Linked DNA regions of Mus musculus: region 1 is linked to region 2. The links are chromatin loops, found by intact Hi-C in ENCODE. Cell type or tissue: heart. All regions are shown on one strand. Each heading gives the region's core, and the rest is flanking DNA. Links, peaks and the distances in the headings are about the cores only. Region 1 overlaps Dmrt3 (doublesex and mab-3 related transcription factor 3). Region 2 overlaps Kank1 (KN motif and ankyrin repeat domains 1).

What was found. Hi-C counts contacts between places; a loop is a spot of excess contacts. Peaks named below come from ENCODE experiments on the same cell type or tissue, not always from the same donor. Only the 100,000 strongest peaks of a DNase experiment are listed, where the experiment ranks them.
Region 1: a loop joins it to region 2, with 4 times the contacts of the local background. A loop is called at or near these places in 26 of 42 quality-filtered maps.

What each region holds. Positions count from the first base shown.
Region 1 is chr19:25,620,737-25,625,124 of GRCm38, forward strand. It overlaps Dmrt3 (doublesex and mab-3 related transcription factor 3), which reads left to right. Exons shown (of 2, transcript NM_177360.3): 2 at 1,526-3,185. The coding sequence ends at 2,487. Among named protein-coding and RNA genes, the nearest start is that of Dmrt3, 12 kb to the left of the region's middle. In heart, for the core only: CTCF peaks have their summits at 1,999 (motif pointing left) and 2,198; a DNase peak (open chromatin) is centred at 1,985; H3K4me3 peaks cover 805 bases; H3K27me3 peaks cover 3,782 bases.
Region 2 is chr19:25,338,535-25,342,922 of GRCm38, forward strand. All of the region lies in intron 3 of Kank1 (KN motif and ankyrin repeat domains 1), which reads left to right. Among named protein-coding and RNA genes, the nearest start is that of Gm52392, 60 kb to the right of the region's middle. In heart, for the core only: a CTCF peak has its summit at 2,687 (motif pointing right); no DNase peak of the experiment used is centred there; H3K27ac peaks cover 1,624 bases.

The DNA of each region.
Region 1 (4,388 bases), core at 205-4,204, 280 kb after region 2:
TTTGGTGAATCCCAGAGTGGCCATTGGGAGCAAAGGGGGGATTCATTGGGTAGACTACAAATGAACCCCAACAATAGAAACCTAGTTTCTACTAAAGAGCAGTGCAATGGAAGTAGCAGTTTGGGATGACTCTGAGTTTGTATTAGACATGGTTGAAAGCTGCATGTTTTGTTATAATCTGAGAATGCTTTAAAACACTTACGTTTGGCTGCAGGCTTTTGTTGGCTTATCTGGTGCTTAAGACCCGTGTGGTGTTAAAGAAATGAACCTCAATGGGCCTTTGTTAAAAGCTTTGAAAGTAAACAACAACAGGTAGGAGGGGGTGCCTTCTGGAAGCTGCTTTGATGAAAGTTCACCTCTGGCTATCTGCACACAAGCAGGTTTGCCCACAGAGAGGCCCACAATGAGGCTATTCAGGCCAGAAGAGAAGACGTAGATCCACAGTCGCTCACAACCTGACAACTGCCTCATTGGGACTGGTTTTGTTTTCTTTTTTTCTTCCTTCCTTCCTTCCTTCCTTCCTTCCTTCCTTCCTTCCTTTTTTTTCTTCCTTTCTTTTTCCTTCAGATCCGTTACTCTAAGCAGCCACTACTGGCACATTTTTTTTAAAGGATAAAAAATCTCTGCATGTAGTTTCCTAGTAAGACAAAATCTGTTCCTTTATTTACAGTGAAACCCAGAGCCCCCTTGCCCACTCCTTCTGACTATTTAGTACTGCATCGCTCACCTCTTTGGTAACATCCGAGGTTAAAATGTCACATTGGCAGCTGGTCTGTTTCAAAGCTAGTCTTGGCTGTATTAAGAAAATTCTTAGTTATCCTTCCTCCTTCAAACATACTTTGAAGTTGCTGTAGATCCTTTCCATGGCACACCAGTTCACACAAAGGCACCCATCTACCTCTTCCCACATATGGTGGACAGTTCCCAAATCTTCCAGCCATTCCTTTCTCCTCCATCCGGAATTTGAACTGGCTCCTTGTATGGCCTTTGGTAAGGGCCAGGCAGCTGACTTTGCCTGGCCCTTCAGTGGCTTTTTACAAGTGATTTCAGGGGTTGTGTTTGTCTTTCACTTAGAAACTATGTCAATGAGTTATTGTACATGATAACCTGATTTAAAAACAAAAAACCCTGTCTGGATGACAAGCCCTATTTAGCATAAAACCAGGCCATGGAAAGCAGATGTGGTTATTAAAGTGATTATGGGATGGTTGCAGCAGGTGATCATGGCCAGAGCCCCTCCTGTGGCCATTTCCTGTGCCCTGGTCAGAGTCTCACAGCCCTGCATGTGGGTAGCCATTCTGTTTTTAAGGCACGCTTCCTCTCCTACAGCATTCTGAGAAAACATTGATTGCACCATCTTTGTTTACTGACCCCAGTCCCTGACTCCCTTTGCCAATGACTTTTGATTTCTTCTTTAAAGGCTGGCAGTGTGTTATGACCCATTGAGCCAAACTCCCTCATCCCAGAAGGCTTGACTCTGAGCACATCAGGAAGGGGTTAACCCAACTGTTCTCTTGCCTTTCAGATCTGACAGAAGAGAGAGTTGGGGACAGCAGTTCCACGGACAACACTGCGGAGGCCTTCAGTGACAAAGACACCGATCAGAGGAGCTCCCCAGATGTTGTCAAAAGCAAGAACTGCTTCACTCCGGAGAGCCCCGAGATCGTGTCCGTGGATGAAGGTGGGTACGCCGTGCAGAAAAACGGGGGCAACCCCGAGAGCTGCCCCGACAGCCCCAAGTACCACGCTGAGCAGAGCCACCTCCTGATCGAGGGCCCATCGGGGACCGTCTCTCTGCCCTTCAGCTTGAAAGCCAACCGGCCACCCCTGGAAGTGTTGAAGAAAATCTTTCCCAACCAGAAGCCCACTGTCCTGGAGCTCATCTTGAAAGGTTGCGGGGGCGACCTGGTCAGTGCCGTGGAGGTCCTGCTGTCCAGTCGCTCCTCCGCGGCTGGGGCGGAGCGGACGGCCGAAGAGAGCCTGGTGCTGCCCTCTAGCGGCCATATCTTTGAACACACGCTGGGCTCCTACCCTATCTCTTCCTCCAAGTGGTCCGTGGGCTCTGCCTTCCGTGTCCCTGACACCTTACGCTTTTCCGCAGACTCCAGCAACGTGGTCCCCAACCCCTTGGCCGTGCCCCTGCAGCATCCTTTCCCCCAGCCACCTCGGTACCCGCTGATGCTGAGGAATACTTTGGCCAGAAACCAGTCGAGCCCCTTTTTACCCAATGACGTCACCCTGTGGAACACCATGACGCTGCAGCAGCAGTACCAGCTGAGGTCCCAGTATGTCAGTCCATTTCCCAGTAACTCCACTAGCGTCTTCCGGAGCTCGCCCGTGCTCTCCTCCCGCACCACCGAGGACCCTCGGATCTCCATCCCTGACGACGGTTGTCCAATCGTGACAAAGCAGTCCATCTACACAGAGGATGACTATGACGAGAGGTCTGACTCCTCGGATTCTAGAATACTCAACACGTCATCGTAAAATGTACCTATGGGTGTTGCCAGGTGACATTTTATGTGTGTTGGAACCCTGGACGTCCCCCCTCCCCTTTCAGGAGAGTCCACTAATACTGTATACTCTTGCCTCCTGTTTGACAAAGTGACTGTGCTTGATAGTCTATACATTAGCAATAAAAACATAACTTATTTAATTCCCTGCACTCCACTGGAAAATGCCAAATAGCTCTGCTCTGTGGATTTAGTGCTGAATGCTGTAAATGAGTTTAAAGCTGAGGACGCCCGGGAAGGCCGGGCCAGTGTGTGGGGGGGTGCTAGTTGAGGGGGGTCAGCTTTACTCCCTAAATTCAACCCGGAATGTTCAGTGGCATAGTACACTTGAATGCCATTTTGTAAAAGAGAATTCCTCAGGACACTGGAAACCTTAGGGAGTGGTTCGATTGCCAACCGACTATGAGCAGGGACGTTATCTGACTGCACTCAGACTAGAGCGGACTGAGCAGGCAGGCTCTTGTTTAAGCTCGGGCCGTTTTCAGAGACAAACTTCATTAAGAATCATCCTTTTCACATGGCTGAATGGAAACACGTGTTATGTCAACCTAAAACCAATCCCAGCTGTGAACTGCATGAGGCGTATCGCGAAGCGAACACAAGATTAAGCTTTGTCAGGTTAATGTAGCATGCTAAGTAAGAACTCTAGAAAAAAATAAACTAAGGACGCGATCTTGGTTGATGTCTTTTCTGCTTCCGGAAGGAAGGTCTCCAAACACAGAGCCTCCCTACTAATGCATGAGTCCGAAACCAAGACACTGTTCAATGGGGACATGTCGTAAACTGGGCATTCATTGCCTGTACTGGTGGGGCCGGGCAGGGGTTCAGCAGGTGTGGGTTCACTCCCTAGCACTCCAAACTGAACAGTTAACAGCAAAACACGGTAAAATGCTAAGACTTTACAGCTGAGTGAGAGAAAGGAGCGAGGTGTGTCCAGTCGAGACCTGACACCAAACCCACTGGGTACATGAAGTATGTGAACACCGTGGCTCCAGAAGTCCCTCAGCCTCACATTCAGAATGTAGGTGTGAGCCCCCCCCCCTTCAGGACTTCTCCCCTCTTCTCTGGGAAAGCGTTCTTGGGCTACCATAACTTACTATTCCTGTTCTTCAGCATGCCTGAGAGGTGGTGATGGCTGCTTAGGTCAGACAGTCATGCTATGAATCTAGAAGGGAGAGCGAATAGTCAAAGCACAAGGGCCTCTTCATGGGGCGATGCAGGGAGCACCCCCCACCACATGTATCAGCTTGGAGGAGCTCTTGAGTGATGTTCGAAAAGGGTCGCTGTTCATCCTGAGACTCCTTCAAGCCCAGAACGGCTCTGGGAGAAGGGCCTCATTCAAAAGAAGAATCTCATTTTAATTTCCACAGGGTGCCTCTGGAGTGAGCAGTCTTTGAGAGAGAAAGATTTCTTTGTTCATCACCCTCTTTGAGGTAATTTGTGAGTTCACTAGATTAGAGAATGGTTTTTCTCTCTCTCCCTTGGTTGCTTTTCTTCTCAGACCTGTACCGAGCGAAAACTCTAAGGTCTAAACTCTTGAACTGAGAATCCCAGTCTAACTTGACACAACAAGGTAAACCTCACTGTGTAAGCACACGAGTGCTTGCTCTAAGTCTAGTACCCACTGGGGTCATTTACTAGGTGGGTACACAGTTGGGTACACAGAAGCAGAAATGTCTGTTTCTGGAAACTTCACATTGGTAAAGGACCTGATAATAATATTACAAATATGTGGTCCCCGTTGTGCCCAGGGAAAAGAAGGTGCCGTGAAACCTTCAAGTTACTCCTGGTGTTTTCTGGTGAATAGTTTTGAGAATAGTTTTTACCCCGCTGATTTGGATTTTGGAAAAGCAGCAGCAATCTTCACAATGGGGT
Region 2 (4,388 bases), core at 264-4,263:
GGGAGGAAGCTCAGCTAGAAATGATGGTAATGTACTATGTAGTTAAACAGTAAAGCAAAGTACAGGGTTAGCTGTGTGATGTCCTCTTTAATGGAATGCAGCATTGCTCTGTGTCCCAGCAAGCTGTTGGTGGTGTCTACCATTGACGTAATGTCACAGCTGGATGTTGAAGGGCAGCCTCCTGTGTGGGGTCCTTGCTCTGTGAGCTGTGGCTGGAATCAGCAGCCCCAGCTTACGGATCAGTAAAGAGCGGTATTTTGGGGGCCCTGGAGGGATGGCTGGCTCGCCCTGCAATACAGGGAGGGTGGGTTGAGACAGTTGGTCTGACTTCATGTCTGTGAACTGGCTGTCTTTGAGATTTGTCTTCATGGTCGATTGAGAGCCACAGGTAGAAATCAATTTTCATGGTCTTGCTGTCTATCTGGGGACCGCCACAAGCAAGAGGCTGGTATGTAGCGCTGCTGTTGACAGAGCTGATGTCTGTCTATAGGATCCCGAGGAAGGTAGCGATGGCGATCTCACAATTCATTGTCTTGTTGGATTGTTTCAAACTCTGTCCAGGGCTCACTTCCTCTACTCCTCAGGCCTGACTGACAATAGGTAAAAGTCACTCTGAGTGTCAGCTTGTCCTTGTCTCCATGTTCCAAGAGAAGGTGGCCAGACCTGGACATTGGGGTTTGGGTCTTCATTAAAGAGGTCATGCTATTAACCCCCAAAGTTCTGTTGGCTAGCACTGGCCTAGACCATAGCTTTCTACTAAGAACAGCAGACCAAGGAATTTCACTAAGTTGCAGACACCAACACCGTACCAAGCCCAGCTCTCTGGGCCAAGTTCTTCACTCACTCTGAGCCTTAGTTCCCAATTTCTAAAATTGCATGTCTGTCTGGACTCTGTTTCCCTCTAGACTCTGGATTCCATCCAGAGCATAGGTGGGAAGAGGCAGAGGCCTCAACTGCTAGTTACATTGGAATAAAAATCACAAGACCCTCTGTCAATCACACTTTCTGATGTGTCCTCACCAAACACTTGAATATCTAGATTTGGGTTCCCTGCATGGAAGCCAATTCCAGACAAGGTAGGTTTTCTGTCCCTTTTGGATACAGCATCCTCTCTTGTATAGGACGACATCAGAAGCTTGGAGGCTGATGCCCTGGCCTTCGAATGGCACTGTTCCCATTTTCCCAGGGTTTTTGATCATTCATCTTCCTAGGAATGTTTCCGTTCTAGTCAGCTCCAGGATCATGTGACCCTTCAGTGCTTGTATGCCTAAGCCTATAAAACACAATGTTCTGAAATAAAAAGCAGCTTCCATTGCGTAAGGAACACACCTGCTACCCTGAATACCTGCCTTCTCGACCCACCCACATCTCCCATCCCATCCTTTGCTGACAGGAACCCTTCAGCTATTTTATACTTCAGATGGTTCTGAAGAAAACAAACAGAACCAAGTGTAGGACTAAGAAGGTCATTTTTGAGACCTCTATAGTTTCTAATATCTCATTACTAGTGCTAAGGACTTAGGTGGTGGACCCCTCTCAGGTGTCAGTCATTACCTAAACACAGATTGTAGGCAGCTCAGTGGGTGTACACAAAGATATGGTGAAAAGCCAGCCTATGCCAGCCTGTGTGTTTTGAATCAGGGGTTTCAATGTTGTCGTCTTCTTCATGCCTGCTTCTGTAATCTTTTACTCTGTGCCTTTAGATAAGGCTTTATAGTAAAACAGAAACCTTTTCTATCAGCACTTGGTACTTGGGAACATGTGGGTACCTGTCGAGGAATGGACAAGTGTTGATTAAGACTGCATCTGTAGAGTGATAAGTGAAGACGGCCCTGGCCACTGAACAGGCTGCAGGAATTGAAGGCAGACATGCTAGGAAGCCATTCTGGAGTGAGTAGAAGCTAGGTCATTGCTTTGATGAGGACACTGGTCACAGGTCTGGCTTGTATGTCAGCAGACCTCCAATGGAGAGTGTATGAGTTGGAAGAGACGCCAGAGGTCAGGATTCCCATTGTCCGATGTGTGTGTTTGTACCATCAGGACCCCATTGGGAACACAGTATACACACAAGCATTTCCTGATGGCTTTCACTTGTACACATCAATTTTGATTAGGGAAAATTTCATGGTAGCTTAGAAGAACATATAAAATAAACCATGGAATCAGTGGAGGAAGATGCTGGGACCACAGGAAGAGGAAGTGAGAAGGCAGGACAGTGTGCATCGTGTGAGGAGTTGGGGGCATGCTGAAATGGACATCTGCTCTGCTTGCTGTTCAAGGGAAAGGAGGAAGTGGGACCTGATACTCAGTTAACAGGGCCCTTGAGGTTCAATGGGCACCAACTCAAGAAAACCACAGAAAGTTACCACACGAGAGGGCCATGCTACAGCAGGACACTCTGAGGACAGCTGGTGGCAGTCCCTGCTGGAGATGGACAGAGATGTCCAGTGCTTTATGGGAAAATGGAATTTGTGCACCCCACTGTGCTCATGTCTGAAGTTTGGCTAATTCTTGCACGGAGCAATCCACATTTCGACGGCTTTCTACTGTTCCCTCTCCTCAGTGTTCTGCATGTAATGCCTCAAAGGAGATTGAGATGGGGGAGGGGGGCTTAGCCTCTGGGAGTTGCTTTAGAGATATTCTTTGGGTCCTGGGTCTGTCTATTGCCTCTCCCACTGTTCACTAGGTGGCAGTATTAGCAGCCTTTTGAGGAATTCGATTGCATTGTGACTGATTTTTTTTTTTTTTTAAAGGCAGGAAAGCCACTTAAAACCTCATGCTTGAAAGAGTCCTCTTGCGCTTCCTCCTTCCTCCTTTGTTTCCTCCTGGGTGGGAAGAGTTGCTGCTGGGGCAGCTGCGGGCACCTCTGGATGGCACGGAGGTTTAGACATGGCTTTACAAGAAGCTACTCACTGTAGTGTGTTCCACCAGCTCAGGGCGAAGGCTACCATGTTCCCAGCCATGTCCCTTGCTGCTTTCTCTTTGAACTTTTAGACCAGGGCAGGAGTGATTGACAGTCAATTAGAATAATGCCAATGTTATTATAGTTAATCAATAAGATGTGAAAATTGCTTTATAGAAACGGATATTCAGGGCTGGAGAGATGGCTCCGTAGGTTTGATCGTTTTCTATCCTTGGGCTTGTGTGACTATTTCTCAGGCAGAAGTTGTTGCTAGAGGAAGAATATTTAAGAGGCTCTCAGTAAGCAGTTGGTTGATTTGGCTGTTAGTCTCTTTACTTCTCTGGCTGATCTGCATTGGGGCAGTTTTAATGCAAGCCTCTGAATACAGGTTAGGTCAGCACACTACATTAGGCCTATGACACCGGGAACATATTTTACCTACTCCCTTTGATGTCTAAAGACAGAAAACAGTGGCAGAGAAGACACCATCTGGCGCGTGACTGACTAAACACACACAAGGAAGGGAAGAGAAAATAGGGAACTCTGCCTCCGGGTCTAGGAAAAATTGGCCCACTGCTCTTCTTTGGATAGCAGTATGTAGCCAAGGCTAGACTTGAACCCCTAAGCTTCTGGCATCCACCTCCCAAGAGTTGGGATTATAGACAGGAGCCAATATGCCCAAGATTGGAAGGGGAGCCAGACTGCCGTGTGAGTGGATGCCTCAGACAAGCCTGGTCAGGCCGAACAGCCCACAGAGAGGCTCACATTGGAGGCCAGCAGGAGCTCCTTTGTAAGCCTGATTCCAGAGTTGCCTCCTCACCCAGCAACAGCACAGCACCACACCCTGACTGACGCTGAAAGAAATGTTGTTTAACGCAACCATATATTGGGCAATAAGGAGGACCTTCTCAGGTCTAAGTAAATTTAGAACTTGTTCGGATTAACAATACCTTTTCTCCCCTGCTTTGAGCCAGGGTCTCTCTCCTGCAGCTCAGATTGGCTCAGTCTCAGTATGTAGCCAAGGCTGGACCCCTCAAGGTCTCTTGCATCCACCTCCTGAGTGTTGGGATTATGGGCAGGAGCCAACATGACCGGCTGTGGGTTTTCACTCCTAGACTTTTCATTTTCATCTAATCCCCAGAGTGCTCTCATTGTCAGGTAACCCACAGGGACTCAGGGAAGCCTTTGGTAACGAGCCAGTGGTTTCTTTGGATGTAGTTAATGTTAAGTCATTTCTGGAGCAACTTGAATTAACCTTGGTGGATCCTGTGCTGGTTGTTAAAGTAGGCATTTAACTGTTAAGTTACTATCAGGCTGTGTAACTCAGATCTTTATGTTAGTTTACAAACCCTTTGTCACTTCTCATAGCTGGCATTTCATCTAAGTGTGATTTAGCTTCATGTTTTATAAAGGAATACTCTTTATTTATATTTTCTTAATACCAAATGTCACCATGGGAACTTTACGGTATATAAGCCATCTTTAA